2 separate regions of the Mus musculus genome follow, and region 1 is linked to region 2. Evidence: chromatin loops called from intact Hi-C (ENCODE). Cell type or tissue: gastrocnemius. All regions are shown on one strand. Each heading gives the region's core, and the rest is flanking DNA. Links, peaks and the distances in the headings are about the cores only.

Region 1 (16,040 bases), core at 5,473-13,472, 150 kb after region 2:
AACCCTCAGGATGCACATAACCCTGTTGATGTCTCAAGAGATGTCAGCCTCTGCCTGTGGCTTTGGGGCAGTATTTCTAAGCCAGGGAATATCCTTCTGGAAGGGGGGTGGGGCATACATAGACCAGCCAATCCACAATAACGTGGATAGTGATGACAGCCTGGGGCCACATTGTGTCAGTTCTGCCCCAGGAGGGCTATTAACTTTATCTGCCTGACCAAGACCTCATGAAGACTCTAGGCCCCAGAATGCAATGTACATTTCGTGACCATTAACGTGCTGTGTTGCCAGACGTCAGTGCAGTGGGTGCTTCCACAGGAAGAACACACAGATGTTTGGACTAGGAATTGACCTGGACCCTGGCACATCCCCTTCTCTAGTTGGCTGGGTTTTAAACGTATTTTTTGTTTTGTTTTGCTTTCTGTTATCTTTGAGAAAGACACACAGCTATATAGCTTAGGCTAGCCTTAAACTTACAATCCTCCTGCCTCAGCCTTTTTTCCCCCCCTTTCTGAGACAGGGTCCCATTATGGATCCTTGACTATCCTGAAACTCGCTCTGACAAGGCTTGTCTTGAACTCACAGACAACCACTGCTCCTGCCTCCCAAGAGCTGGGGTTAAAGGCATGTGCCATCGTGCCAGAATCTCTTGGCTAATTTTAATTATATTTTAATCTAATTACCTGTGCTACAGCATAACCACAAGCCTAAAAACTTTTAGTGAGCCTTCTATCAAAGGACCAGGCCTAGTCCAGCGTGGTGGTGCCTGCCTGTAATTCCCAGTGTGCAAGATGCAGACGCTGGAAAGCTGCTGCAGTTTGATGCTAGCTTGGTTGGCAATCCAGTAGATCTACAGAGTGAGTGGCTTCCAGGGCAGCCAAGGCTACAAACCCTGTGTTGAAAAACAACACAACTGGAGAGATGGCTCAGCGGTTAAGAGCATTGACTGCTCTTCCAGAGGTCCTGAGTTCAATTCCCAGCAACCACATGGTGGCTCACAACCACCTGTAATGGGATCTGATGTGCTCTTCTGCTGTGTGTGAAGACAGAGCCCTCATATAATATAAGTACCTGTTTAAAAAGAAAAAAACAACAGAAAAGAAAGGAAAGAAGAAAGAAAGGAAAGAAGAAAGGAGGTGGCTCTCAACCTTCCTAATGTTTCAACCCTTCAATACAGTTCCTCATGTGGTGACCCTCAACCATAAAACCATTTCATTACTACTCCATAACTATGACCTTGCTGTTGTGATGAATCATAATGTAAATATCTGATATGCAGGATCGGTGATGTGTGACGCCTGTGAAAGGGTTGTTCAACCCCCGAAGGGGTTGCAACCCACAAGTTGAGAGCTACTGGTTTATACAATGAGCTCCAAGCTATCACAAGATGCTGTCTCAATTTAAGAACAACAAAAACCTACTATTCCCCTTATGAGACAGCTCTCTTAGTTTCAACATCAAAAACAAAGTTCACCTGTTGGAGTGGTGCACGCCTTTAATGCCAGCACTTAGGGGGCAGAAGCAGGTGGATCTCTGTGAGTTCGAGGCCAGCCTGGTCTACAGAGTTCTAGGCTGGCCAGGGCTTTTACAGAGAGGAAACTCTATCCTGGGAAAATAAAAAGTTCTCAGCCTGATGTGGTTGAGCAAAATAAGAACCTTTATAGATGTCTCTGGGGAGATGAGAAAAACTAGGTTATAAATAAGCAATATGTACAATAAAGCCCTTTCAAAGAGTCTCCAGTCGGTAGGGGGAGGTAGAGATTGGACACCACAAAGTAAATAAAATCATTCAGGCTCCATCTCCAGGCGATGATAGAGAAGGGACAAGATAGAGAAGGGGCAGGATCAGGCCTGAAAAAAGAAATGAGAAAGAAGCGTTAGAAAAGATATTGAGGGTGGGAGGAGCTGGCTGCCACTGAGCCAAGTGTCCAAAGCCTGGAACGTGGGAACGTGGGTCGAGGATACCTCTCGTGCATAAATGGAAGGGGCTGGTATGACATAAATGGATCTAGAGTCTCCATCTTCAGGATGATTCCAGTCAGCCGACGAACTGTGGGAGGAGAGAAACGGGGGACAATTCAGACCCCACGAATTCTCATTTTTTTATTTCCCACACCCATCAAAGAGGGAAACCGCAGACTGGCAAGGGAGAATTCTGCAATGACCCCATCAGAAGAGGGCTAGGGCTAGAACACCTGGGTAAGAAAGTCCAATCCGATAGAACCAGACCAGTCAATTGGCCGCAGTGACAAGGTGTGTCGCCCTCACCTGGGGCCATCCCCAGCACCGTCTTGTAACCTCAGGTTGTTGAGTGCATCCGGGAGCGTGTGGACCGAAGGCTCCCGGGTCCCAGAAAGCAGGCGAGTCCCGGTATCCTGGCCAGGACCTCGGCGGCGAACGTGGATGACCAAGAGTGCGGCGCCAGCCAAACCGGCGGCCACCAGCAGCCCCAAGGCGGGAGGCAGAAGAAAGCGCTGTGGATCCGCCTGCCTCAGGCCCCGCGGGGCGGCGGGCACCGCGTCCGCGCCGTCCGGGCGCACAGCGAACTCGCATCTCACGCCCATGTAGCCGGGCGCGCAGGCGCAGACCAGGCCAGAGAAGTGGGCGTAGCAACGGCCTCCATGCGCGCAGGGGCGGGAGGCGCAGGGGTCGGCGCGTTCTCGGCAGTCGCGCCCGCCGAAGCCCAGCGCACAGGAGCAGCGGCGCGAGCCGCCGCCCTCCACGCACGTGCCGCCGTTGGCACAGGCGCGGCCGGCGCAGTCGTCCAGGTCGTGCTCGCAGCGCGGCCCGGCGAATCCCGCGCGACAGCGGCAGCGCAACGCGTGGCCCAGGTCCAGGCAGAGGCCGCCTGCGGGGAAACGGTGTCAGCGCCAACCGATCACCCACACCCTGCACCCACGCACCCACTTGTGTCTTTTCTACTGTTGGACCATACTTTAGAAGTTCCCGGTCTGAATATCTAAAGAGCCACATCCATGCCTTTTTAAAAATTTGAACAGGTCTCGGTATGTGGCCAGCTTGGAACATAGGGTCCTCCTGTATTCTCCCCTCAAGTGCGGGGTTACAGGTGCAAGGCTGCCCATGGCTTCTTGAACCTAATCACCTCTTTCCCGCTCCTTTCTCCCCCGCCCACCCTATTTTCCTCCAGGTCTCTCTCTCTCTCTCTCTCTCTCTCTCTCTCTCTCTCTCTCTCTCTCTCTCCTCCATTCCAGCCCAAAGCCCCTGTGCCCTGTGCCCTCATCCAGCCCTGATGCCTCTGAGACCTGAGAGTGGGCAACAGAGCCCCTGGGAAAAGGCAGCTACTGGTACTTGCAAAAGGGCATTGTCTAGTACCGTCCCTTCTGTCACTCAGTCAAAGGAAACAATTAGCCCAGGTGAGCTTTGAATTTATGGTTCTCTGGCCTCGGCCTCCAGAGTGCTAACATGTTCAACTGTAAACAGTATTTCAGACTCAATTATCTACCAGGGTCTTCACATTCATCTTATTTAACCCTTGGTTTGGGGTTTTGCTGCTGTTTGTTGGGGGCTAGCCTGGAACTTATATATAGCCCAGAATGACCTTGAACGCCTGATCCTCCTGCCTTCACCTTCTAGAGTGCTGGGGTTTATACGCGCAGCTTGGCTTCATGTAACCATTTAACACCCGTGTCAAATCGGGGTTCTCCCCAGCCTAGAATCTTCCTGGGCTCCATCTCACCCAAGTAAAAACCGAAATCCTCCCCCCCCCCCCCCAGGGTTTCTCTGTGTAGCCCTGGCTGTCCTGGAACTCACTCTGTAGACCAGGCCGGCCTCAAACTCAGAAATCCGCCTGCCTCTGCCTCCCAAGTGCTGGGATTAAAGGTGTGTGCCACCACTGCCCGGCCCAAAGTCACTATCACCATCCTAGCAGGTTACCTGGTCTGCCCCTGTCACCAGCCTTAGCTCATCTGTCACCAGTCTGTTCTGGCCACACTGTCCTCTCTCTTGAACCACAACAGGGATTTTTGGCTTCTTACTCTGCTAAATTCCCAACACCTAAATTAAAGCCTGACAGGCAGTAAAATCTTAAAGACCTAGGAGATGAATATTCTTCCTGTTTCATGGGGGGTGGGGGGGTCATGTCTCCAGGACATAGGGTACACAGGGCACACAGGCTGTATTTCCCACCCAGGATCATCTGAGTCATGCAGAGACCCCATCCCACCCCTAGCCGCTCTGGCTTCCCCACCTCACCATTCTGACATGGCTGCAGGCTACAGCGGTCCACCCTCTTCTCACAGTTAGAGCCTTGGAAACCAGGTGGGCAATGACAGACATAGGCAGAGTCAGGATCTTCACCGCCAACACACAAGCCGCCATTGAAGCAGGGTCCATCTGCGCACGTGACCCCGCTCACCTCACATCGAAGCCCGTAGAATCCCCGGGGACAGGCACATTCAAAGGAGCCAGAGGTTTCCTGAATAGAGAGACAAGCTGGCTTTGGGCAAGAGACTCCTTGGAGCCAAATCTCTTCCTTCTATACCACTATGGGTGGCTTAGTTCATCCCCAAGTCCCAGGGTATAGAATTTCCCCCAGGAACGCTGCTCTTCGATCTAGTCCATGTTGTTATTCCTACATGTGAAATCCTAGAGTGGGTGAAGCTCTGGAAACCCGGAAAGCTGTTCCCATCACAACTGAGCCTACCACATGGCACCTACCTGCCCTGCCCCCCCATACACACACACACACACACACACACTACTCACTTCCCCCATGAGAGCAATTTTAAAAGACAGGTCTCTCTGCTCTCTGTCCCCGGAGGCCTGGATGACGTAGAACTCAGGAGCCTCAGTGTCCCAAGTGCTGGGGTTACAAGAGTGAGCCACACCACACCTACCACCACGAGAGCTTCTTTCCTGCCCCGACCCCCACCTGAAGACGAGACTCGTCATCGTGCATGTGCAAGGCAAGTGGTCAGACACTGAGCTGTGGTTCCATCTTCCCCACTAAGCTCCTTAGTGTGCGAGGGATTGAACCCTGGGCCTCTTTAATGTTAAGAAAGCGCTTGACTCCTGAGCTGGGACCCCAAACCCTCACTGGTGGACAAGTGCGCTATCCCTGAGCCACACACACACCCCTCCTCCTCCCCCCACCCCCTTATTGGAAGATTCTAGGCTGGCCCTCTGCTGAGCCACGCCCCTAACCCCCTCACTGGTAAATTCTAGGCAAGGGCTCTTACTACTGAGCCCTAGCCCAGCAAGGAGGCTTCACCGAGCTCCCTTTCACGGGCCCTCTCTCTGTAGCTTGCATCTCGTCTCGCCCAAGCTGTCGGTGTCAGAAGGCCCGCCGGACTCTACTCTCCCAGCGACCTCCTTCCCAGCTCCGTTCCTTTGCTGCCTCCATGCCTGCCACTCGCCTGGCCTGCCCTCTCTAGCTGCCTCCTGTTTGCTCTGCCCAGGGCCCATCCTCAGGAAGCTGTCTGATGCCATCACCTTCCATATGTGCCCCATCCTAAACCTTTCAACTCACAGAGACCCCACAGGGTATCATTAATGCTGCTCACACACCTTATGACACTGCCAATTTACTTTTTGCTTTTCAATACCATTTCATACCCTAATCCTGCTTTAAGGTCCAAGTTGCAGGCAGGAGAGCCTGCCTCCGGGAAGGCTACCAGATAGTTGCACCCGGGCTTCCTCCCGGGCCAGGGGAGGAGGGGGAGGAGGCCCGTGCTGTAACTCACAAGGTAAAGTTCTAATCAGGTCAGCCATGGTGATGGTGACACAAACCTGTAATCTAGCACTCAAGGTGGCCGAGGCAGAAAAATTAGGAGTTCTAGGCCAGCCCTTTGTTAATCAGAGTTCCAGTGAGGGTTTTATTTAGCTAAAACCTATCTCAAAGAAAGCAGGGTGTGGTGGGCTATCTCAAAGAAAGCAGAGTGTGGTAGCACACTCCTTTAATCCCAGTGTTTATGAGGCCTAGATAGTTCTCTGGGAGTTCAAGGCCAGCCTAGTTTACATAGTGAGCTCAAGTCCAGCAAGGGGCTACACAGTGAGAGCCTGGGGTACGGAGGAGCTGCCAGGAAGATAGTTCAGTGGGTAAATGGTTTCTGTGCAAACATGAGGACCTGAGGTCAGATCCCTAACACCCATGTAAAAGCAGGCTCGGTGGTGCACACCTCCGATCTCAGTGATGCTAAAGGAGTAAAGACAGAAACACTGACCAGACAGGCCGGCCGAACTGGCCAGCTCAGGCTCAGTGAGAGTCCCTGACTCAAAAATTAATTGAAAGCCGGGCGGTGATGGCGCACGCCTTTAATCCCAGCACTTGGGAGGCAGAGGCAGGCGGATTTCTGAGTTCAAGGCCAGCCTGGTCTACAGAGTGAGTTCTAGCCAGGGCTACACAGAGAAATCCTGTCCTCGAAAAACAAACAAAACAAACAAACAAAAAAAAAAACAAAAACAAAAACAAAAAAGATACTGACACTACAGCTGCCCCCATTGGCACATGGGTTCCCATCACAAGGTCCAGGCCCAGGTAAAAGGCATCCAGTGCTGGCAGGACCAGGAACCCTGGAGTTCAGGCAGCTACTGGTGGAGACAGGGACCGTGCAGAGGGGTCCAGTCCAGCCCTCCAGGCAACGGCATTCATCAGGCTCTTCACAGTAGCCGTGCTCGGGGCTGCAGCCTGGTCGACACACAGCTGCAGGAAGCAGAGGAGAGGCAGAAAGAACAAGACATGAATGCTAGAGCAGGTTGGGACCCAGGGCCCTCGGTTCCCTAAAGGAGATCAATGGGATATGAGAAGGAACTAGGATCCGCGCTTAAGTAGTAGCGCAGGGCACGCATAGGGACTCACACGGGGCTTCGCACTCGTCTGGGAATGGCGTGCAGGGTCGCAGTCCCGGGCCACACCGCGAGGGGGCACTGCGTGAGCGGCACAGGCGCGCGCAGGCGGCCCCGACGGCGGGCGGCTCGCACCGCGCGCGGTAGGAGAAGTGCAACTCCCATGTGCCTGTGCGCTGCACATCGCGGGCCCACGGGCCCCCAGCCGCCAGGCGTCTACGGCCGACCACACGTGCTAGCAGGTTCCAGGCGGGCCCTGCGGAAAGAATGATGTAGAGCACTGAGATTCAGGTCATCCCCACCCCTCCTGGGAATTCCTGGTTAGGTGAAGAGTAGAAGCCCTCCTTAGCAAGCCTGCCCTCCCCTTAATGCACCTAGGGACCTGCATGGCATATCTAGTGTTAAAATAACACTAACTCCTAAGATAACTCCTGTATTTGTTAGAATATTAAAATAGGAGACTTCTAACATCTTGTGCCATCAATAGCTACGGACAGGATCTCCAAAAGTGAAGTCATAGCGCCCCCTCAAGGTCTTATGCGTAGTGGCTCCACTCATGTCTAATCCCAGCAAAAGCCTCACAAAGGGCAGAGTTAAGCCAGATGGATGGCCTAGTACCAATGGAGGAGCCTTATCCAGAAAGCTAAAAAGAGACAACCAACCTCAAAATGGTGGTTCATGCTCACAACGCCAGCACTTGGGAGGCGGAGGCAGGAGAACTGTGAATTCAAGGACAGCCTGGGCTACACAGCAAGTTCAAGGCCTGTCTACATTATGTGACACCCTGTTTCAAGAAAAAGACTTAAATTTTAGGTGCAGCATAGTGGGGATAATTCCTATAATGGGCATTTTGAAGACAGTTTGGGCTACATGAGACATTGTTTCAAATACAAAATCAAGGCCAAGGAGATGGCTCAGAAGTAGAGTGTCCCAGGAATCTACTAGGGACTAGGAGCAAGGCTCAATGATGGAGTCTTGCATAGCATATGGGGAGTTCTTCTCTATTACAACAGATAAGATACAATAAATGGATTTTGGAGCCCTTTGTCTCATTTTGGGGTCAGAGATGCTCAACCTCTCTCAGGACATGGTCTTTACATTGCTACCATTAGGAATTTTGAATTATATTTATACCCAGATTGCCCACAGATCCAAAACCACTAGCCCAGCACCACATCCTAGGAGCTATGATGACATCACAAGCCCAGCAGGAATGCTCCACTTTAGAGGCAGCCCATTATCAGTCCTGAACTCAACACTGCCCCTTCCTACCCGTGAGACACCCACCTCCAGCATGCTCTCCCAGCTGCTCTCTCCAGGTTTCAATGACGAGGGAGAAGGTGCCCTGGTTGGACAGAGAAGAACGAAGAGAGGAAGCCGGTGGTCAGGGAAGCTCACTGACCTCCAGAACACAGCACGGAGTCTGGAAGCCAGCTCTGGGACTGAGCTACGGAGCATTCCCAGAAGGAGCTGCCCCGGGAGCCAGGAGCATTTTGGTCTCATTCTGGATACGCCATTGTGCCAAGTGTGTTTGCACATACCTGTAATCCCAGCGCTCAGGAGGCTGAGATAGGAGGGTTTCAAATATGAGGTTAGTTTGGGGTATCTAGCAAGACCCTGTCCAAAAGGACATACTAAGGTGTTCCCATCTACAGGTGAGGAAATAAAATATGGAAAAAGTTCCCAACAATGTCTACATTTCAAATACGGGCCCTGATTCTTTTTGAGATGTGCAGGGTACAGGGATGGGGACCAGGATTCAGTAAGTGACCTGATGTCCCAACCAAAAGAACTAAGGCTGGAAACATGAGAGATTAGGTGACCTCAAGAAAGTGCTTGAGAGGAGCCCCAGGTCCAAAGAAGAGATCTAGAATAAAGACAAAGACCCCAACTCGACTTGCTATTGCACCCCATAACTCCAGCACTTGGGAGATGGGAGTGAGTGAAGACAGGAGGATCAGGAACTCACGACCAGATTTAGCTACATAGTGAACTCAGAGACAGCCAGGCTTGTCTCTAAAAATACAAAACAAAATACAAACAATAACAACAAAACAGGATGAGAAGAGGATTCACTGGGTAAAAAACACTTACTGAAAACCTTAGTCCAACCCCCTGGGTCCCACATGGTAAATAAAGGGCAGAACTGAAATTGTCCACATATCGCTGTAAAGCGTATTCGTGAGTATAACACACACACACACACACACACACACACACACACACACACACACACACACAACCACAAAAAGATGAGAAGCCCAGTTTTAAGACATCCCTGAAGAGAATAGCGGAGGGGGTCTGGGAATGTGGGTTTCGGAGAGGAGGGGGTAGTAAAGGCTCTGGGGCACGGGATGGTGTCGGGAGCTGGGGGGGGACAGAAAGAGGTGGAGGTTGGACTCACCGGCCAAGCATCGCGGAAGGGCACACGTACGAGGCCATCAGGCAGCGGCAGGGCAGCCGCTGACTCTCCGGGGTGCTCCGTATAGACCGGGACGCTCGTGCTCAGTGCTGCGCCCAGGGCGCACAGGGACTCGGTGGCCTCCTGGGAGACTCCGGGCTTCAGGCAGACCCTGAAGAAGAGGCGGCAAGGGCCTCGGGCGTTGCAGGGGGAGCGTGGGGTCCCGAGGCCTGGGCCTGGCCCGAAAGAATGAATTTGTAGCTCGAAGACACCAGCTGGCAGTGCCTGGGACAGAGAGGGCCACAAGGTTAAGGGACCTAGGTATCTGTGTGCCCCATGAAAGTCTCTAAGACCTCCAGGTCTCGGCCCAACCCCATCTGTTCCTTTCCTTTCTGTATCTGACCTGAGGAAGAAGAAAAGCCAGGATCAGCGTCTGGGAAAGCGGAGACACCTGCAGAGAGACCATTGCTTTGGGGGACAGGATGGGGAAATAGTCTCAGGAGTCGCAGCTGCTGGATGCCGGAGTCTTATATTTGAGGGGACGCTCCGCCCCTTCAGGCCAGTCTTTTAGCTACCGGCCGAGAGGGGTCCCAGGGAAAGGGATACAGTAACTCTATGTGGGCGACTTGGTGAGGTTCATCCTGAGTGTGATTGCATGCGCCAATCTGAAAGCGGCAGGGGTTAATTTCTAAGATACTGTGCGTACTGAAGTGGGAGAACGGAAATACAGGTGCATTCCTCTCTATCATGTATGTACTTATGTGAGCTCCTGTCCGCTGTGGAGGACCCTATGAACCCATGAGTGCAGTGAATGCGTCTCCAGCCGGCTGTGTGTGAGGTTGTGTTTCGGAGCCCCACAGAGGAGGCGGTGAGGAAGAATCCTGAGTTCTTTGTGTGGACCCCTGTGTGTTTGTGGAAGACCTCTCGTGTGTATGCATGTGTGTTTCCCCTTCTTAAAACAAAGCCCCCCCTCCGCGAAGCCAGTATCGCCACCAGACGCCAGGCTAGGATCCTGGTCTTGGAGGGGCCTCCCAGCTGTATGTAAATGTCGCCATCTGCCGGGCGGCCGTGCCCCTCCCCCTTGGGCCGCAGCTGGGCCTCCCATTTGGGCTCAGGAAGGTGTGAGAGGCAAACGGACAGGAAATTAGTCTTCAGTCTTCGGGCACCAGGGCCCCACTCTCCACCCCAGATGAATGGAGCTGCTCATCCCACCCCGGGGGGCGAGGAGGTGGGATTTCGCAGGATCCAGGCAAGTAAAACAATTTAGGTGCAGGTGCCCAGGCTAGTGTGCTGAAGTCAGACGGTGAGCAAGGCTGCAGAAACAGAGGAAACCCACTCCCCACCCCCAGTAAATACTAAGTTAATACTCAGAGCTAGTAATTTTAGGGAAAATATAAGTTGCTCCTATATCCACATTTGTCTTGTAGAGGGGAGACGGCTATAGTCCCACTAAATGTTTAGTCGAAAAAGAGGCGTGGGTGGGCATGGCAGACCTGTAATCCCAGCAGTGCAGAAGCAGGACAAACAAGAGAAAGAAGCCAGCCTAGACGACATAAAGCCTTTCTCAAAACCAATACAGGAAAATACCACAAAACCCTACCACACCTGGTTTTGCTTCACCACGAGGCAAGGTGGTATTTCCAGAGCTCTGAATCACAAATAAAGCAGACTTTAAGGGATTTCTGAAAGTCTTAGCTGTTTAGGACTTTGTTACGCACAGAAACAGAGCCCCTGCTAAGGCCTGGGGTGTGAGGAGGATCCTGGAGCAAACACATTGTGAACAGCAAAGGCTGAGGCCCTGGGACGATCATGCCTGCCCGACCAGCCATCCCAGGAGCTTTTCCTCTCACTGTAGACTCTGCTGGCACACACCTTCCAAAGAGGCGCTCCAGATCATTCCATCCGGTCTAAAACAGCATCTTCCAGCTGGTGAGATGACTTAGGCAGGGCACTTTCTGCCAAGCCTGTTTTCACCCGTGGATCCACATGGCCAGGAACTACCCCCACCACTCTTCTCTTACCGGATGCCCATGCCTACTCTGCCCCCAGACATATAAAAATATAAAACAAACAAACACCTCTAAGGCCCCAAACCACTGCTTCTCTCCTCAGTTCTCTTTCCTGTGAACACTCCTTATGCCTGTTAGGTTAGCACTCCGGCTGAGCTACCACCCCAGCCCTTGCCTAGTCTGAGACAGAGTGGCCAGCCCAAAACCCTCCACACTCCTGCCTGCCTGTTTCCCGAATAGCTAGAATTATAGTCTTATGTGTTCCCCTTTTCTCTGCCCCCATTTTTTATCTCTATCCCCCCACAACTGCCTGCCTTACATCTCCCCTGAGGGAACAGTAGGACACTGCTTCCTAGCAGCCTTGTTCACTACTGTCTTGGGGTGTGAGGAGGGGACATGACTATACACACAAACGACTCCACACAGAGAGCCCTGGAGAACAGGGCATTTGGGGTTAAATGCTTCCCGCCTCATCATATGAGCACTGTCTCAGGGCTCCTGCACCTATGTTCAATTCTCTCCTCCAGTGGGAGTGACACGAGACAGGGCTGAGGTAGCAGACTTAAGTCACATTTCAAATCCATTCTAGAAGACTGTAGGGGTACATGTTTATAACCACAGTACTCAAGAGGCTGAGGCAGGAGGGCCAATTAAGTGCAAAGCCAATTTGAGCTACATAGCAAGATCATCTCAGACATGAGGGCCCCTCCCTCAGAGGGCTCTGAGGGACCCCAACTCCAAAAACCACGTTCCCTCCACCCACAACCCATTCCACCCAGGATCCTATCCCTACAGCAAGCTTTGGTCCACTGTTGTTCTTTTAATCCCAGCACTGAAGGGAGAAGAGGCAGGCAGTTCTCTGTGAGTTGGAGTCCAACCTGGTCTACTGAAAGAATTCCAGGCAGCAAGTTATACAGTGAAACCTGTCCTGGAAGAAGGAAAAAAGAGAAGGGAGTCCTCAAAATCTGCTGGGAGCACCCCTCTGTATTGCCTAGTACTCTGGGCTGAGAGCTTTGGCTGCTGGGAGCACCCCTCTGTATTGCCTAGTACTCTGGGCTGAGTTTTGGTTTTACTTGTAACTCTTTGTATAGTGTCTTGCTACATAACCAGTTTTGCTTCAAACTTGACAGTTCTCCTGTGTCTTAAAAGCTGAAATTACAGCCCTGTGGCACACCAACCCTTCCCCCCATGGTACCACCAAAGGCACTTTAAACAACCTAGAATGCAGTCTCATCTGACCCATGTCTTCAAACTGCCAAAAAAGCATTAATTTTTGGTTTTACGCAGGCTAATACTAGATGCTGGCTGGAGCAGGGGCTTGGGTCAGATGCTCCACCCTACCTCAGACAGGAAGAAACTAAGGCCTTAAGTCTTTTTTTTTTTTTTTTTTTTGATTGAGACAGGGTTTCTCTGTGTGACCCTGGCTGTCCTGGAACTCACTCTGTAGACCAGGCTGGCCTCGAACTCAGAAATTCACCTGCCTCTGCCTCCCAAGTGCTGGGATCAAAGGCGTGCGCCACCACTGCTTTGCCTTAAGACCTTAAGTCTTAAGTACCTTGCAGTAGCTTGCCAAAAGTTTGCGTGGCTACTACACAAGAGCCTATCAATTTGTGAACTATTTTGGGTGGGCTGGAGAGATGGCTCAGCAGTTAAGAACACTGGCTGCACTTGCAGAGGACATAGGTTCAATTTCCAGCACCCTCATAGCAGCTCCCTCACAACCTTGGGGGATTCCAAGCCCTCTTCTGGCCTCCATGAGTTCTAGAATAAGCACACGGTGCATTGACAAAGCACATATATACACATTATAAAAACGAATGGACTATCATTGGGGCTGGAGAGATGGCTCAGGTCAACAGCACTGATTGCTATTCCAGAGGACCTGAGTTCAATTCTAGCACCCACATAGTGGCTCAAAACTGTAACTCCAGGTCTAGGGGATCCCACACCCTCACAAAGAAATACATACAGGCAAAACACCAATAAATATAAAGAAAAATAAATTAATTAAAAAACCCTATTAGTGAGCCGGGCGTGGTGGTGCACGCCTTTAGTTCCAGCGCTTGGAAGCAGAGGCAGGTGGACCTCTTGAGATCACGGTTAGCAAGCTCTACGCAGCGAGACCATGTCTCCAAAAAGACAAAGCAATCGTATTTCTGGCTTCTATGAGGTGTGGCTGACCGCACAGCTCCAGAACCACATTCCCACAGAGCCACACACGGCAGCTAGGCTGACAGCCCTCGAGGCGGCTCCCCAGAGGCCAGACTTCTCTTTATTTCTACAGCACACAAGGAGTCCAGAGCCAGAGAAAGAGGGAGGGAGAGAGAGAGAGGGGCTTTTCTTTGCCAACTCATAGAGTATATGGGAAGACATGTGCAGCAGAAACCCAGGTTTTCAGTTTCAGGCTGGCAGGAGCCCCACTCCAACGAGGCACTCATGGCACCCAGCCCTGTGGTGGTGCTCAGTCACTGTGAATGACGACCGAGTCCAAGACCTCACCCCAGTGCCCCATCTGGACTCTGGACACAGGCATTGTGGCATCTGGGACTCGCTTTATTGGACACATAGCTGTCCACACTTTGCCGTGTAAGGGCTGGGGCCCAAGGCTCAGGCATCAAGTCTCTGAGGAAGCCTAGAAGTCAGGGCTGCTTGGAGCGAGGCCACAGTCGGCTGGCGAGTGAGCCAAAGGAGAGGCCCTGCCTGTTGGACTTGGAGAGCTCGGCCAGGCGCTGCTGCTCCTCCTGGGGATGAGGGACAGAAAAAGACAAGGGTCAACTCAGAAGCCTGCCTGCCGTCATACTCAGGCCCAGTATAGAACCCGAGTCCACCCGTTAGATCCAGAGCGTGGAAAGAGCAACTCTTAGCCCCAGGGGTGCAGGACTAACATGCCCGAGGCCAAGCGTCCACAGATCCCTGTGCACAAGCTCTACGCACACAGTCTACCATGAAAGGTCTCAGGACCACCCAAGGCCATGGACTTATCTTAAGTGCTCACTATTTTCTGCCTCTAGCCCATGCTGCAGAGCCCTCAGAGCAGCCCTGCAAGGCAGGCTGTGTGAGAGCCCCACCGAGAGGCCAAAGCCAAGAAGACGGTGCAAAAGTCCAAAGTGCCCAGTAGGGACTAGAGCCTAACCTGCTCAAGCCGGCTCTGCCGCTGTTTGAATGCCTCCAGTGGGTCATCCTCTAGAGCATAGTGCTCCAGCACCGTCCGGACGTCCTCCACTTGGTTCAGTGCAATGGCTGTAGGCACAACAGGTAAAGGGGGTACTAGTTAGTCAGGCCTTAGCATGACCCAGGGTAGGGTCAGCACATCCTGAATGTTGTCAGTGCTGAGAGGGTTCCTCCAAACATGACCAAATAACCCCCACGAGAAATGCCTGGATAGCTCAGAAAGTTCCAGAAGGCTCCAGGATACTCATAAATCTCTTCCACCCCAATTGCTCAGTTTTATACTAATGACAAGCCAAAATCAAGTGTCTGCCATTGTCTTCAGGGTCAAGGGTTCTGGACCAGACACTAAGGTAAGTCTCACTCTTGAGGAAGGCAGACAGGTCCAGCAAGACCCGGTCATCTGAGTTGCCATCCCAGGGCCGCAGGGCAACACCGTTGAAGGGCTGGAGGCGGAAAGCTTCCTTCTTGCAGTCCACGACTACTACTCGGGCTGGGTCCCGATTCAGACAGGAGATGTCCTGGAAGTGAGTGAGAGGATCAGCTCCCCACCCTGCTGGCCGCAGAGTGGACAGACAGACAGACACTCAAGGACGTGCCTTGCAAAGACTCCCAGATACAGGTTATGGAGGGTAACCTCAGGCTTCTGAGAAACTGGGAAGCTGGTCACATGGACACCTAAGCCAGGGGTCTCTGGAGAGAGCATGGGCTCTATCTGGTGGGATCAATTCATACCCCAAGCCTGCACCAGGCTACAAGACTCACTTCAAGCCAGGAATTACAGACAGGCCCTTGTCAAAGCCTGAATTTATACCATGAGTCACCAAGACATAAGGGAGAACCTAACAACACACGTCTAATAGGGGCCTGGTCACTACGTTTCGATGCTTGGCTAGCCAAAGAAACAGGTTCTACGACAGTCCCAAGCACAGCCTCACGGAAGCCACTTACAACCCCAGAAGCAAGGCCTGGGCCCCCACCCCTTAGACAACCTGGAGGCAAGCACTGACATCAGAAGGAGCAAGGCCCCTTTTCTCAGCGGTTTAAGCACCCCCAAATCTATCCCAGAGGCCCACCGTCATCCCCACATGGCACCTTCACATGATGTCCCTCCATATATCTGGTGGCGTCCCGGAACAGACGGTAGGAGATGAAACCGTGAGGGTCCACACTATCAATGAGTGGAAATGCAGTCTGCAGGGACGGAGAGAAGGAGAGATGAGGCTAGGTCCAGCCCGGGCGTCTGTCAACACACCTGGGTCATTGCTGCCTCAGAGCCTCACTCACCATGCCAGTCTCTGATGTGAAGATGACTATTTCATACAGAGGGGCAAGCTGCTGGAACAAGGTCTCGATGCCTGGACGCTTCTTAAACCTCCAGCCAGTGGCCAGCTGCAGAGGCAGTAAGGACAGGGGAGTGTTTAGACCAGAAAGCCCAAAAGGTCAAGACCCTGCCTGAGGGCCCCAGAGGCAGGCATCTGTCTACTTCTGGGGGCCGAGGAGCATACGGCTTGGCCCCACTCATGTGGTACAACAACTCTAAGCCAAAGCCAACTCATGTTTGTCACCCTAAAGTAGGCACCAAAGGACACAAGAAGGAAGAGAACACATGGCAGTGGGGCTGACCCCACCACCACTCCTGACCCAGCCCCCCAGAG
Region 2 (16,040 bases), core at 4,487-12,486:
GGAATACTTCCGCATCTGCCGGGCATCCGGAGACCCACACTACATGAGTTTAGATGAGCGGATCTTCAATTTCATGGGTACCTGCACATACTTGTTTACTGCCTCCTGTGGCCAGCACCCATCTCTCCCCGACTTCAAAGTGTTTATAGAAAATGAACGCCGTGGAAGTCAAAGCGTAAGCTTTGTGCGTTCTGTGAAGTTGGAGGCCTTAGGAATCAAGTTGGAGGTGCGCCGGGAATACCAAGGCAAAGTGCTGGTGAGTGCGGCAGGGCGGGAACGGGGGGGGGGGGGGCAAATCCAGGGAAGATCAAAGGCTGTGGTGGAAGCAGAGTGGGATTCATTCAACGACCTTGTGGCTAAGGTCCAGGCCCTGTTACTTTTTCTTGTCTCTGTGACAGTCTCTCAGACTGTCTTACCTCGGTCAGAGATCATAGTCAAATAGTTCTCCACCAGGAGCCTCTGGTCTCTGGGCAGTTCTGCGGATGTGATGAATTCACATCTTCAGGGTCTCAAAAAGAGGTCTTGGTGCTCAGTAGATATTAGAATTTCCTAGTTTTGTCCTTATGAAAGTTTAGAATTACTGACTTGTGTCTAAAGAATGGACCAGAGAGCAAGGTAACAGGTGATGTGAAATGTCCGGTACAAAGTGAGCATTTGTGGTGGGGGTGGGGGGTGGAGATGCCCATTTAACCTCGAAGACTGAGAAAATGTCTGTCCACCCAGACAACATCAAGACCACACATGGTGAGTTCTACTGTCAAAAATCCCAACAAAACAAAAGCCGTGCTGCCAGGCTGCCTCTTCTCTGTGTCCTCTTTCTCCCCAGGATGGGTGCCTCTCCATCACTTCTTTTTAGACTTGCTCACCAGGCTGTCTGCTGTACTGGCCAGAACTTGGCCCAGCTGCCCTGAGGGTCAAACTATTCTCACTCACTAATACTGAAAACCCAGGGCTCTGGACCAGCCAGTTAGACAAGGGTTCAAGAACAACCACACACACACACACACACACACACACACACACACACACACACACACACGTGTCAATTCTGCTTCAAGTCTTCTTAATTTAGGTTTTGCAAATCCACCATAAGTCCCATCCTGTGGTCAAAGATAGCTTCTCTGACATTCTTTAGTCTTTCTATATCGAAAGTCTATAGACACCCCTTGCCCACGAAAGAAAGATAGAAAGAGAGAGAGAGAGAGAGAGAGAGAGAGAAAGGAAAGAAGAGTGAAAGCCAAACTGTGCACGAACCAATCCCAGCACTCAGAAGGCAGAGATGGACAACAGATCTCTAAATTCCAATCTAGCCTGTGAGCCACCGCACTTCTGGAGATCATTCTTGGGGTCATCACTGTGGTTCTCACACTGGCCACACATCTAGTTCCAGGCCAATTAATGCGCACTGAGACCCTACTTCAAAGATAGATAGATAGATAGATAGATAGATAGATAGATAGATAGATAGATAGATAGATAGATAGATAGATAAATAGATAGATAGATAGACAGACAGTACTTATTATTTTTTATAGTGGTGTATGCCTTTAATCCCAGTATTTTGGGAGACAGGATTTCTGTGAGGCCAGCCTGGGCTACATAGTGAGTTCCAAGATAACCAATGCTACAGAGAGACTTTGTCTAAAAACTAATAAAAATTAAAATTAAAAATCTGTGTGTGTTGTGTGTATGTGTGTTGTGTGTGTGTGTTGTGTGTTGTGTGTGTATGTGTGTGTGGTGTGTGTGTGTGTGTGTGTGTTGTGTAGAAATGAATTGTTAGATACTCACACAATGTCTCATAATTATCTTAGAGAATAGCTTGTGCCATGGGGAGAGAGAAGGTGGACAAGTCAAAGTGGGAAAGAGAACGTTCCATGGATCAGCTTCTGATTCCCCAGTGTTGGGTATGGAAAGGCTCTATATAAAGATAGGGCAAAATTATTGATAGGTATTAATACTGTTCTCCCACCTCTCACTTTACCTAAGGCTGGAATATTAATTAACAATATGTATTAAAACAAATAAACGCAATAGCCTTAGACCAGACTAAATGGAGAGGTTTAGAGTGGTACCCGTACTGGGGAGATAGGAGGCAGGTACCCTGACCTGTTGGTCCTCCTCCATCTCTATCCAGGTGGATGGCATCCTTCACTACCTGCCCTTTCAAGCCCTAGGTGGGAAGCTCGTAGTGTTCCGCCAAGGCAAGTACGCCATCCTACGCACGAACTTCAGCCTGTCTGTCAGCTATAACTGGGACACCCATGTGACTGCCAAGGTGCCCAGCAACTATTTTAACAGTGTGTGTGGGCTCTGTGGGAACTTCAACGGGGACCCACGTGATGACTTGGGTAAACAGATTAGAGCAGAAGCCATTGACCCTCGAGACTTTGGAAAGAAGTGGCTGGTATCATCACATCTCGGCTGCAGGACAGACGAGCAACATCTGTGTCCTGACTTCAACAAAGGATTAGTGTCAAATATAACACAAAACTGCAGAATATTTACTAACATATCAGGTCATTTCAAGCACTGTTGGAGAGTGCCTGCCTACAACAGTGCCTACATAGAGTGCGCCTATGATTGCTGCCGTATGCCAGGCCAAACTAAGCCACTGTGTGACACACTGGCCACATACACCGCCATATGCCAATCTTCTGGAGTCATTGTGTATCCATGGAGGACTGAGACACTTTGCCGTGAGTACCAAGAGTATCAACTGGGGATTGAGTCTAATGCTTGTTCGTTAGCTTATAAGTAGCATTGTTTGATCCTTATGCTGCCTGATGAGGAAGGAGCTATGCTTATACCATGAAGCTGAGATCATAGGAAGCCGCTGTATATTCACAATGAGGCTGCTATGAGGTGCTGAGGTATGAACACGGAGCCAGACGTAAGCATGGCATGTTGTATTGGAGAGCTCCCGCACAGCCTGCTTGGCTGGCTGCTTCTCTTTGCTTTTACAGAGCCACCTGCCTGATACGATTGATTCCTGTTTAGGAAGGGGGAACAAGAAATGGTTTGATTTGCTTGGGTTTGGGGTTTGTTTTTTTTTAAGGTTTATTTTTATTTTATGTGTGTAAGTGTTTTGCCTGCATCTAAATCTACTCACCAATGGGCTTGAAGATCCCAAGGAGGTTAGAAAACAATATCAGATGCTCTGGGACTGAACTTACAGATGTTTGTGAACCACTATGTGGGTGCTGTGAATCGAACCTGGGTCCTCCACAAGAGCAGTAAGTGCTCATAACAGCTAAGCCATCTCTCCAGCCCTGTGCTTGATTGTTGGTCTGTTTGTTCATTGTAACACTAAATGCTCTCACTAAAGTGTAGTATAAGTAATAACTTTTAGTTACTAAATACTTCTTAACGCTTGAAATCACTAAACTTATATTTTAATAATACAATAAAATGAAGAAACTAATGCTATAGTCGCTGATATACTGCATAGTGTCTACATACAGGCATGTGTAAGCTTATTTAAAATATGTAACACAAATTAGCATTTATATCCAATGTTAGCAGTGTTATTAAAGATATTACAGATTTACCCAAACCACAGTTGCATCAGAACTGAATCTTATTTCTGAGGTTCAGAAGCTATAACAAAAGGGTATAAAAGGATATTCTCTTGAAGCTACTAAACACAGTGGTCTTTTTAAATTGTGTGCACGTGTGCGCTGTGGAATCAACTGTGTCCACCCCAAAGTAAAAGCCTTTGGTCTTGTTGACCCCTCTCTCTGCAGCAATGACCTGCCCACCTCACAGCCACTATGAGCTGTGTCAGCGAGGCTGTCCATTGACCTGTGGAGACCAGCCAGTGCCAGGAGGCTGTGGCTCAGATTGCTACGAGAGCTGTGTCTGTGATGAGGGCTATGTCCTTAGCGGTGAGGCCTGTGTACCCCTGGCATCCTGTGGTTGCGTATACCAGGGCATTTACCATGCGCCAGGTGATGAGTTCTATCCTGGCCCTGAATGTAACTCCCTCTGCCACTGTGATAAGGGTGGCCTGGTGTCTTGTCAACCCTCACACTGCAGCCCACATGAAGTCTGTAAAGTGTTGGATGGCATCCTGAGATGTGTGGGTGAGGGCTCTGCCACCTGTCAGGTATCAGGGGCTTCACATTACACTACCTTTGATGGCCGCCATTTTGACTTCATGGGCACCTGTGTGCACGTGCTGGCCCAGACCTGCTGGACCCGACCTGGCCTGAAACCATTCACAATACTGCAGGAAAACGCAGTCCAGGGCAACAAGCAAGTCAGTGTGACCAAGAAGATCACCATCGAGGTAGCCAACTACACCCTGCAGCTGGAGCAGAATCAGTGGAAGGTCAAGGTGAGAGCAGAGGTGGGGCCCTAGAGGAGACACGGATCTCAGTCAGGGGTTGATATGTGAGTGGGGCATGAGCAGTGCTCAGTCCAGGAGGGGGCTTAGAGACCCAAGAGAATAAGTGAGAAAGTGTGACCTCAACAAGAGGAGAAACGGATAGGAATCCTAGAGTAAGGAGGCCTCGGGGACCTGGAGCCTTTCCCATGTTGCTTTGTCTTTCCTGTTCTATTCTTAACTGATCCTCTCCTCATCTTCCTATGTGCTCCATCTTCCTCCCACTATACCTGCTCCCTCCCTGTTGTACGACACAATTTCTGAGAAGACTAGAACAAACATCAACTCACCCCTAGATGGAAATTAATAACGGGCCAGAATAACAATACCACCCAAGTTTAACTTGATGAACCAGTGAGTTTATGGGTTTCTTAAAGGAATTCAAACTCATGGATCATAAACAACACAAAGGAAACTGGGAAAACAGAAGTTCACCCCAGCACAGATGATAACTGAGCAAAGCTGAAACCCTGGGGTTTTTTGAAGCACCTTCAGCTAGCTCTACAAGGAGGGGAGTCTCCAAACAGTCCCCATTGCTTATATAACCTTGAGGAGGGAGGGACCTTGAATATCTGCTAAGTTTTAGGAACTTCCTGAGACGTGTGAGTTACTTACTTCCTTAGTCTTATAGAGCTTCCTTTTTAGAACTTCTGCATCCCTCAAGGATGAAATATATTTATGAGAAATTGCTACCCAACACTGCCCAAGCAGTGGTTACTTTCCTACCCACAAGGAGCACTTGAGGTAGTCACAACACAGAAAACTTCAGAGGTGGGAAAGGATCTGTAACCCCCATCATCCCTTAACAACCATAGCAACAACAGTAAACCAGCTGCTTGTTTTGCATGCTGCCCCAGGCCCATTGGCTGCTAAGCAACTGGCACTCTCACCATCAATTTAACCTTGCAATGGTAGCTGAAGAAGGCACCATGATTGGATTCATTTTTTTGGAAGACAAAGTCCCATCACTGTGTTGAAGTTCTTTAGTAAAGGCAAGGCATTTGCTGCTAAGAAACAGCACACTGGGTCCCGCACCACACCCTATTGCTTTTCTGAACAGGAAGATTGAGTCTCACAGGAGAGTGGCATTTGAATACACTGGGAATATCCCCCACTGACATGCAACACACAGCCATTGTCCTGGGAGCAGGAGGTACAAGAGCTGTCACACGGGCTGTATGTGGGTTGCAGGTGCAGCTTCTTCCCTAACAAGCCCCAGGCTCTGAGGTTAGCAGTTGACAGATGAGCAGCTCCAGACTCGTGGGAACAGTCTCTGTTCCTGTCACCAGACCCTAGCTTCCCTGTGGCTGTCCCTCACTGCAGCGCCAGAAACTGAGCCCAGAGGGTTAAGTGACTTGCCTTTATTCACTACCAGCCTGGGGAGGAATGGTGTTAATGTCTTTTGGACACTCTAGACATGCCTAGACTGTGCCTTTCCCCTGCCTCCTCCCAGTCTCCTCACACCTATGAAAAGCCAGTCGGCCAGGAGTGTGATGAGGAAGGGCACATATGTGGTGACATCAGGGGTGCACCAGGCAGAGCCCTCGGGTGATCCTCAGATGAGGCATGGAGCCTGGCTTTGCATCCAGCCACACTTACAGCAGCCACTCTGAGTGCCCCTGACTGCCAGGATGACTTGCATACACAGTCCCAAGCCACAGGGCGTGTCTACAGCCAAAGCCTTTGCAGGCGTCCTGTATCAGATTCACTAGATGACACTCTGGAGACAAGGCACCTGGTCCCTCCTAGACAGACAGGAAGCAGAAATACAGGTGAGTCTCCTGCCCAAGGGCACAGAAGGGTCTTCCCATGATGCTCTTTCTATGGTCTCTGTCCTATCCCAGTGCCTCACAGGACACTTGCCATTTGATTCAGGGTCCACTTGGATCCATGGTGGGTTTTTGGCAAGATTATACTTTTTATTACCCCAACAAAGACCCTTTTTTTTAAAATCTGTTCACATTTCAAGGTCCTGGCTCATATAAGATGCTGTTATTCTACATGTTTTACAAATATGAAAATGGGGGGGAGCAAAGGGTTGCTCAGGATTTCAGTGTCAGACAGGAACATCTAAAACAGACTAGGGACACTTAGTGACAGACTGCCTCAAAGCGCGCCCTCTGAAGCTTGGCATTCCCTGACTCCCAGGTGAACGGTGTGGACATGAAGCTGCCTGTGTTGCTGGATGAGGATAGAGTTCAGGCCTTCCGGCATGGCACAGATATGGTAATCGAGACCAAATTTGGCCTGCTCGTGTCCTACGATCTCAAATACAGCGTGCGTGTCAAGGTTCCCCACAACTACTATAAACACATGTGTGGCCTGTGTGGGGACTACAATGATGACCCCAAGAATGACTTCCAGAAGTCCGATGGCTCACAGGCAGCCAGTTCCAATGAGCTGGGAGACTCCTGGGAAAAAGCTGTGCCAGGTTCTTCCTGCACACCGCGGCCTTCCTGCAAACCGGGACAGGCTTGCAGCCCGAAGTGCTACCCAACTCTGGAGAAGAAGTACCGCGGGAAAGAGTTCTGTGGGCTGATCACCAGCCCCACGGGGCCACTGGCTGCCTGCCACAAACTGTTGGACCCCCAGGGTCCCTTGCAAAGCTGTGTCTTTGACCTCTGCCTGGGTGGTGGGAACCAGAGCATTCTCTGCAGCAGCATCCATGCCTACGTGAGCGCCTGCCAGGCGGCTGGGGGCACTGTCAAGCCATGGAGAAACCAGACTTTCTGTCGTAAGTGATGGGACACTGAGGGGTAGGGAGAGGGGAAGCTTGGGAGACAGGAGTAGAACCCCAACACACACCCTGATGTCCTAGTCAGCCCTCCCTCTCTCCCTGGCAGCAATGGAGTGCCCCCCTCACAGCCACTATGAGGTCTGCGCAGACACTTGCTCCCTGGACTGCTCAGCAATCACCACTCCTATGCAGTGCCTGACGCCATGTTCAGAGGGCTGTGAATGTGACACTGACTTCCTGCAGAGTATCACAACCTGTGTGCCCATGGAGAAATGTGGCTGCCACTACAACGGAGTCTACTATGAGGTAGGAACTCAGCCTTCTTGACAGAGCCCCGGACTTCCTCCTGAACCCAGCCCTCACTGCTTGTCGGACCTATAGCCTTCCCACCATTCCATCTTCTGAATACCTCTCTGCCCACATCTGTCCCCTCCCCTCACCCTGACTTGCTACACCTCGTCCAGTCCTTAATTTTCCTCCCTCTGGTCTACCATCCTCGTAGGAGTAGAAAAGACCTTTCCAAATGTCACCATAGGTATTGATGTTTTAAACTCTTTCCCTGGCTCCCAAAGTCAAGACTTACCTTTGTGTGTCACATCTGGACAAAGATGGCTCCCCTATTGTGAATCATACAGCTGGAGTCCTTCTGTTCTGCTAAGATAAAGATCATGGGTAGGAAAGGGAAAGCATTTCAAGTGCTGATCCTGGGCACTTTGTATCCACAGGTATTTGGTAGGGGTCTAACAAGCCAGAGCTGCTAATGTCAGAGCTCTGGTTCAAGAAGTGTCACAGCTCTTACAAAGGCCTAAGAGGCCAAGGCTTCCTTAGCCCTTAGCAGCAGCCAGTGTTACACCATAGGCCTGGGGTACGAGAGTCCTGTGCACGTAAAGTTCTGTGGAATTTTCCCAACAAACAGAGCCTGTTGTTTCTCTTCTGGTTCTTTACAGCCTCCTGCCATTCCTTGACTTCAGTTCTTCATCCTTCCGCCATCCCCTCCATCCTCACCCCAGTTGCTCTTTCCCAATGCTCAGCCGGCCACTCCCCGCCCCTCCTCCTCACTTCACTCTCTTTGTGTTGCCTGCTCAGCCCTCAATACTAAAAAGCTAGCAGGAAAAGACCACCCAGAAGCAGCCTTTCTTTGGGCCTACTGGTAAGGCCATGGAAGGTGGCACAGGGCTCTGTCTCCCAGCTGCCTCAGGAGGTGAGCTGAATAGCATACTTACAGTGCAGGGGTATTGAGACCACACACAGTGCAGGGGTCTTTAGACCTATCTTAGCTTTGCCTGTTCAGCACCAGTCAACAACATTCCCTGCCAGGCCACCAGGGGGAGCACTTCAGCTCCTGCCTAGAAACGCTTGCATCTAGAGTTCGCAGAGATCTGTGATAAAGTCTAGTGAAAACCAAAAGTCTTCTCCACAGATCCATGGATTGCTCAAAACCACGGATGCTGATCTGTGAGCTTAATCTGGCTGGCTCATTTGAGGGACAGTCCTTTGGCTCAAGACAGCCACAGCAACAAGAGAGTCCAGTAGCTGCCAAGTAGGGAATCAAATATCCTTACCGTCCAATATCTTACAGGAAAAGTGAACACGGGGCTTACGCTCTGAGAACAAAGCATTAGTCGTAACAATATGATTATAATAGTTTTTAAGAATTATTTTTATGTTATGTATGAACATCCATGCATGTCTACACACCATGAGTGTTCCTGGTGGGTGTCGTCAAAGAAGCTGTGGACGGAGGGCATCAGATCCTTTAGGGCTGGAGCTTCAGGTGCCTGTGAGATGCCATGGGAGTCCTGAGAATCAAACTCAGGTCCTCTGGGAGAGCAGTCAGGGCTCTTAATGACTGAGCCACCTCTCTAGCCCTGGTTTATAGCAACTAGCCAGTGCCTCGAGGAGAGACGTACCCCATCTTCTGCCCCATGACCACAAAGAGGAGCCTTGTCTGTTATAGCAGCTGTTCACTTCCTCTGCTTCCTCCTTTTGCTCCCCCACACGGAGGACTGCCTTAACGTGTGTGTGTGTGTGTGTGTGTGTGTGTGTGTGTGTGTAGTAATAAAAGCAAATGTGTGGGTGTGTGGCAATGCTCATGGACCTGTGTGATGTACACAGATAGACTTTTGGTTATGAAATCAAATGTGTGATGTCAAGAGATGAGAGAAAGTGTCCGCCATACACCTGTTTGTTGCTTAGCTTGCACAGTTATGATCTGTTCTTGCTTCACCTTCACCCCTTTACAAAGCAGCCTGGATTATTGAAAAGCTGTCTCTCTACTGTCACCTGTGCTTCACACATTGTATTAAGGCAGCTGTACTTGCCACTTTTCCCCCAAGACAGGGTTTCTCTGTGTAGCCCTGGCTGTCCTTGAACTCTCTCTGTAGACCAAGCTATCCTTGAATTCGGAGGTCTACCTGCCTCTGCCTTGCAAGTGCTGGGACTAAAAGGTGTGCACCATCACCACGACCCCGCTCATTGTACTTTATTAGTTCTGTCCTATCATTAAGTATCTACTGTCTGCCAATGAGAAAAATGACACATAAAGAAACTGAGCTGCGTTGTTTAGAGTTTGGGAAGAGCCTGCACCAGAGCCTTTGCCCTGATCCTTCTTCCTTCCTCCTCCCTCCCTCCCTCCCTCCCTTCCTTCCTTCCTTCCTTCCTTCCTTCCTTCCTCCCTCCTGCCTCCCTCCTTCCTTCCTCCCTCCTCCTCCCTCCATCCCTTCCTTCCTTTCTCTTTCTTTCTTTTTTAATGAGATACTTTCTTTATTTACATTTCAAATGTTACTCATTCTTTCTTTTTTGGTGGTCTTGGCATGTGGCCCTAAGTGACTCACTATGTAGTCCAGACTGGCCTCAAACTTTCAACAATCCTCTTGCCTCAGCCTCCCTAGTGATAGGATAATATGCCCGGCATGCTTTGTTTGCATTGACTGTTAAACTCTGCTTCTCCTAAACAGTGAATTTTCTAGAATGAATGGGTGAATGAATGAATGAATGAATGAAGTGGATGGATGGATGGATGGATGGATGGATGATGGATGGATGATGGATGGATGGATGGATGGATGGATGATGGATGGATGGATGGATGGATGGATGATGGATGGATGGATGGATGATGGATGGATGATGGATGGATGGATGGATGATGGATGGATGGATGGATGGATGGATGATGGATGGATGGATGGATGGATGGATGATGGATGGATGGATGATGGATGGATGGATGGATGATGGATGGATGATGGATGGATGGATGGATGGATGGATGGATGGATGGATGGATGAGTTGAGCCCCAAAGCCATGCAGTACCTCAGCCTCACTGGCAATGGACCACACTGCTGCAGTTGCTTTGTATACTCCAGTTCCTTCTGTGCCTGAAACACTGGGAATCGGCCTCCGCCTCTGGTTACTGATAGCATGCTCTCTGTCCCCACAGCCAGAGGAGTCAGTTCTCATTGAAAACTGCCAGCAACATTGTGTGTGCCAACCAGGCAAAGGCATGATGTGCCAGGATCACAGCTGCAAACCAGGACAGGTGTGCGAGCCCTCAGGAGGCGTCCTGACCTGCGTCACCAAAGGTGCTGGGCAGTGTGGCTGGGCTGGTGTGGGGGGACACAGGACACGGGCTGTGTGGCTGGGCTGGTGTAGGGGGACACAGGACACGGGCTGGGAGCTGAGGGTGACAAGCTTCATGGTGAGAGGTTCAGAGGGCTGTGGATTGAGATGCCAGACCTTAGGCTGCGATTCTAGGAGCCAGAGGCAGAGGTCATGCAGGCTGGGTGTCAGGGGGCTTTAAGGCTGCGGGAACCCTGGGGCAAGATTTTGATGGTGGAGGTCAGAGGCCCTTGGAGTACTGCAGGATTGGGCGATCTTTTGTTCTCAAATGCAGTGACAATTACCTAAGTTTGCAGGCCACATGGCCTGGAGTAAAACTTCTCACTGAAAAGCAGATTTATTTACAACTGCAAGCACCAGAAGGTTCTGAGTTCTTGCCCAGGGGCTCATTGGGTTGGACATGGGGCTTCAGAAACCAGCATCGGAGTCCAGGAATCGCTGGGCTAATCAGAGCTCTGAGATTCTAAGGTGGTTGTCCCCAGGGTAGAAGCAGAAACAAAATCAAAGAAGAACCTTGACTATGGTACCGTCCAAGCAGAGGCTCATGATTTTGGAGATGCAGGTCTCAGAAGAGGCGCCCCTCCTTCAAAACTGGGGACACAGTTTTAACCTCAAAACGGTTTCTCAGGAAGGCAACCCTCTCGTGCAACGAACGAAGGAGGAGGACTCCAGAGTTAAGGGCCGGGCTGGGGTTCTCAGAAATGATGAGCAGGACTGCAGGGTCGCTGAGGGAAAGTCTGCATTGATCAGGGTCCCAGCAGGAGAAAGGAAGTTTACTATGGCAAGGGATTCACATATTTGAGGATGTGTGCGGCTAAGTCCCTGCTTAGCATATGCTGCACCCTGGAGTCCACCCACAGCTCTGGGGCTGGGGAAGGGCACTGCCAACACCGATTGCTATAGGGTAAGGAAGAGCGCATGCAACAGACGACTCATTGAGTGGCCCCTGCAGGGTTTCCTTCACCACATAAGAAGGCAGGGATAGGGAAGTGACATACCCTGAGGCTGTCTCAGACCTCACTGGCGAAAGCCTGGCTGAAGTGCTGAGAAAACTCAGCCGGAAGCAGCCAGCTATGTATCTAAGTGACCAGCTAGAGAGCCAGTATCCAACCTGCCTCAGGCCTCACGGAGTCACCCCCACTGCAGCAGCAGCAGCAGCCAGATGAGCAGCGCAGGCTGTGAGGACAGGCGCCCCTGCCTCCCGCAGACTCCCCAGCGCCCTCTGCTGACAAAGCTTCCAGACCGATTTCAAACAGGAAACAAGACAGAGGAGCAAGTTTGAAGGCTTGAGGATGACACACAGAGATTGTATGTGCACCCCATAACTAGAAACCTAGGGGAGGAAGTATAGAGGCACTAACACGGAGTCTTGGACATGAAAGCTCTCCAACGTAATCATCAGTACTGAGACTCCTGAGGCAGAACACAGTGCCACCTGCAAATGGAGCTAGTGCCTCAGGCCATAAGATGTAGACTGGGGACCAATTCAAAGTGTGAGACATTGGGACCCCAGACACGGAAATCTCACCAGGAAATCCCAGGACTGGGGTCTTGAGCATAGAGACATAGGGTCCAGAAGAAGGTGTTTGATCCTCCCTGGAACTGGAGTTACAGACGACTGTGAGCCTCCATGTGGCTGTAATGAGCCAACTCCAGGCCCTCCATGAGAACAACACATGCTCATAACTGCTGAACTCCATCTCTCTGGCTTTTCCCCAGAGCAACCCTAGGACCTAGGACTTAGGTGTCAACACTGTTGCCTGGAATCTGGTCTCCCTCCTAGCACATTCAGAGCCAATATGCCCGGTACCTCGTGGGGTAGATTCTGGGAACAGCCGTGTTGGTGGTAGGCAGCAGCTCAAGAATATTGTCTCCTCTTTCCATAGACCCATGCCAAGGTGTTACCTGTCGGTCACAGGAAACATGCACAGAGAAAGATGGCAAGGGTGTATGCAGAGCCAACTATGAGTCCAAGTGCTGGGTGTGGGGAGACCCTCACTACCATTCCTTTGATGGCCTGAACACTAATTTCCACGGGACCTGCAGTTACCTGATGGCAGGAACTGGCTGCCCTGGCACTGGTGCTGAGGGGTTGACCCCCTTCAGTGTCATTACCAAGCATGAGAGCCAGAGCGACCCTAAGGTGTCCTACGTGAGGAAGGTCACCGTGAAAACCTACAACACCAGCATCACCATCCACGAGAAAAAGACTGGCAGAGTTCAGGTATGATTAGTGGGACCTAAGACTCTAAGAAGGCCAGCGTTGGGAGAGACCTTGATCAATCAAGAGATCTAAAATAAACCCCAATGGCAGATCTCTTTCCCAAGAGCCTGAAATAGTGGGTTAGAATGTCAGCCAGGAAAAGCCCTTGGCCAGGGTAATGGAGGAAGCGGGACAACAGAGGATACAGCTCCACCCGCACTGCTCCCTGACCCCTGCTGGACTCCCTCTCTCCCCAGGTGAATGGAGTTTTCATGGCCTTGCCTGTGTACTTGGCTGGTGGGCGGATTTCAGTGATTAATGGAGGCTCAAAGGCTGTGCTGGAGACTAACTTTGGGCTTCAGGTCACCTACAACTGGAAGTGGAGGGTACACGTCACACTGCCCAGCAGCTACTATGGTGCAGTGTGTGGGCTCTGTGGGAACATGGACAAAAACCCCCAAAATGACCAAGTCTTCCCTAATGGCACAATGGCACCCTCAATACCTACCTGGGGTGGCAGCTGGCAAGTTCCAGGGTGGGACCCTCTTTGTTGGAATGAATGTCAGGGGTCCTGTCCCACATGCCCAGAGGACAGAGTGGAGGAGTATAGGGGTCCTGGCTTCTGTGGACCTCTGGACCACGACACAGTGGGTCCCTTTACCAGCTGCCATGCCCATGTGCCTCCTGAAAGCTTCTTTGAGGGCTGTGTGCTGGACGTCTGCCTGGGTGGTCAAGTCAAAGACATACTATGCCAGGCACTGGCTGACTATGCTGCTGCCTGTCAAGCTGCTGGCATCAAAATCGAGGACTGGAGGACTCAGGCCGGTTGTGGTGAGTGGTGGGGAGCAGGACAAGGCCTGGGCACGTGACACTGGCTCTGCTGGGCTGGGCTGGCTTCACTCTCACCCTTTGCAGTCTTTCAGCTGGTTTCTGTTCATGCCTGTTTCCTGGCTGTGTCTGTCTGGTCTGCAGCTCATCTCTCTCTGTCTGCCCTTCACGCCATCAGCTCTACTTTGTCACTTCGTCCCTCTCTGACTATGTCACTGGATCTGCAAGTCTCTCTGTCCCCTTCTGTCTCTGTTGATGTCTCTCCCCACTCTGTCCCCATAGGCCAGTTCAACATTGTTCTTGGTTTCTCTCTCCTTCATCTACAGAGATCACCTGCCCTGTCAACAGCCACTACGAGCTCTGTGGCCCACCCTGCCCAGCCAGCTGCCCACCCCCTGCACGACACACAGCCCCAACTGCATGTGATGGGCCCTGTGTGGAGGGATGCCAGTGTGACAAGGGCTTCGTCCTGAGTGCTGATCAGTGTGTTCCCCTGGATGGTGGCTGTGGCTGCTGGGTCAATGGCACATACTATGAAGCAGGCACTGAGTTTTGGGCTGATACCACCTGCTCTAAGAGGTGTCACTGTGGACCTGGAGGTGACTCCTTGGTCTGCAAGCCTGCCAGCTGTGGGCTGGGTGAGGAGTGTGCCTTGTTGGCCTCTGGAGAGATCGGCTGCCAACCTATAAGCATAGCTGAATGTCAAATACTGGGTGATCCCACATACATCACCCTAGATGGGCACCGGTTTGACTTCCAAGGCACCTGCGAGTACCTGCTGAGTGCACCCTGCCATGCACCACCCACAGGGACTGAATACTTCAATGTCACCGTGGTTAATGAGCATAGGTGCAGCCAGGCTGTCAGCTACACACGAAGTATCACTCTGCGAATCTATGGCCTCAGCTTGACCCTCAGTGCCCACTGGCCCAAGAACCTACTGGTGAGTGGGCTGTGGCCCCACAGAATCCATTCCAGTCTCTGGTGTACAGAGCATCTTTCCCAGCATGGCGGGAGTGTGAGACCGGTTCAGCTTAGAGCCTGTGGGACCAGGAAGACTGGAGGCAGTGGTTTCCCCAGGCTCAGCCTTCCAGTATTCCTCTGTAGGGTAGATTGTTAAAAGGTACCTGCTTAAGGGTAGCACAAAGAGCCAATGTACTAGTCTGTGCTATTACTATAACCAGAAATCATGTGTCTTAATACAACTGATTCTGAATGGTGTAGGTAAGATTGAAGCACAAACACACTGGACTCAGCTGGTTCCCCTTTCCACATCCACAGGTGGATGGAGAGATGGTCAAGCTGCCGTTCCAGCTGCAATCACGGCTCCTTGTTCACCTAAGTGGCATGGGCTTGGTGGTACACACCTCCTGGGGGCTCTCCCTGACTTTTGATGGAAACAGTTTCATGCGCCTGCGCGTGCCCGCAGCCTATGCTGGCACCCTCTGTGGCCTGTGCGGCAACTACAACAAGAATCCCAACGATGACCTGACTGCAGTGGGCGGGAAACCTGAGGGCTGGAAAGTGGGCGGATTTCCAGACTGTGACCAATGCCAGCTTAGGACTTGCCCAAAACCCTGTACACCTGAGGAACGGAAACGTTTTGGTGGCCCCAATGCCTGCGGCATTATCACGGCCCCCGAAGGCCCACTAGCGCCCTGCCACAGCTTTGTGCCACCCACGCAGTACTTCGAGGCTTGCTTGCTGGACACCTGTCAGGTTCAGGGACATTCAGGAGGCCTCTGTCCTGCTATAGCCACCTATGTGGCAGCATGTCAGGATGCCAGGGTCCGACTTAGAGAATGGAGAAAGCCAGACTTCTGTCGTGAGTACTGACCCATGTAGCTCCATAAGACAAGGCATCCCCTCCACCTCCTGACAGAGATACACCTTGGCACTACTACGGAAAAACTCCAGTGGAGTACAGAAGGACCCAGGGCACACCCAAAGTCAGAAACCCTGCGTGTAGACCACTCTGGAGGTTCATTTTCCTAACGGACTTGGATAGTGACAGTTACTCAGCAAGGAACCCCTGTCAGAGGCCACATCTCAAGCCCCTGGACCATCTCCCACACTGGAATAGAGATAGCCACACAGAGGTGGTCAGATAGCCCAGTGGTGTCTGGGGAGACACTACATGGCCTGCCACATGCAGGTCAGACATCAGACACTCCGCTGGGATCAGCACCTGTCCCCAGCAGATCCAAGCTGACTTCTGACTCAGAAGTGGTGGGACAGCTCCTCCAGGCAGATCTGCTGGGTCAGG

The links. Hi-C counts contacts between places; a loop is a spot of excess contacts. Peaks named below come from ENCODE experiments on the same cell type or tissue, not always from the same donor. Only the 100,000 strongest peaks of a DNase experiment are listed, where the experiment ranks them.
Region 1: it touches region 2 in a loop (5-fold over the local background); 17 of 42 quality-filtered maps call a loop at or near these places.

The regions. Positions count from the first base shown.
Region 1 is chr7:28,292,076-28,308,115 of GRCm38, forward strand. It overlaps Dll3 (delta like canonical Notch ligand 3), which reads right to left and starts at 9,710. Exons shown (of 9, transcript NM_007866.2): 1 at 9,609-9,710; 2 at 9,209-9,490; 3 at 8,092-8,149; 4 at 6,818-7,060; 5 at 6,444-6,661; 6 at 4,213-4,435; 7 at 2,269-2,848; 8 at 1,966-2,050; 9 at 1,480-1,851. The coding sequence starts at 9,671. The coding sequence ends at 1,846. Timm50 (translocase of inner mitochondrial membrane 50) reads right to left here. Exons shown (of 11, transcript NM_025616.3): 7 at 15,670-15,774; 8 at 15,478-15,576; 9 at 14,747-14,903; 10 at 14,348-14,454; 11 at 13,751-13,955. The coding sequence ends at 13,854. In gastrocnemius, for the core only: CTCF peaks have their summits at 7,338 and 10,276 (motif pointing left); DNase peaks (open chromatin) are centred at 6,947, 7,321, 9,374, 9,744 and 2 more places; H3K4me3 peaks cover 970 bases.
Region 2 is chr7:28,140,089-28,156,128 of GRCm38, forward strand. It overlaps 9530053A07Rik (RIKEN cDNA 9530053A07 gene), which reads left to right. Exons shown (of 20, transcript NM_001164655.1): 5 at 1-256; 6 at 2,135-2,696; 7 at 3,744-4,336; 8 at 6,533-7,118; 9 at 7,228-7,427; 10 at 10,565-10,706; 11 at 12,630-12,967; 12 at 13,204-13,777; 13 at 14,101-14,717; 14 at 15,056-15,599. Gm38976 (a long non-coding RNA gene) reads right to left here and starts at 8,414. Exons shown (of 3, transcript XR_881918.1): 1 at 8,345-8,414; 2 at 7,705-7,775; 3 at 6,007-6,129. It also overlaps the pseudogene Gm21925. In gastrocnemius, for the core only: CTCF peaks have their summits at 8,442 (motif pointing right) and 11,982 (motif pointing left); DNase peaks (open chromatin) are centred at 6,959, 8,445 and 11,952.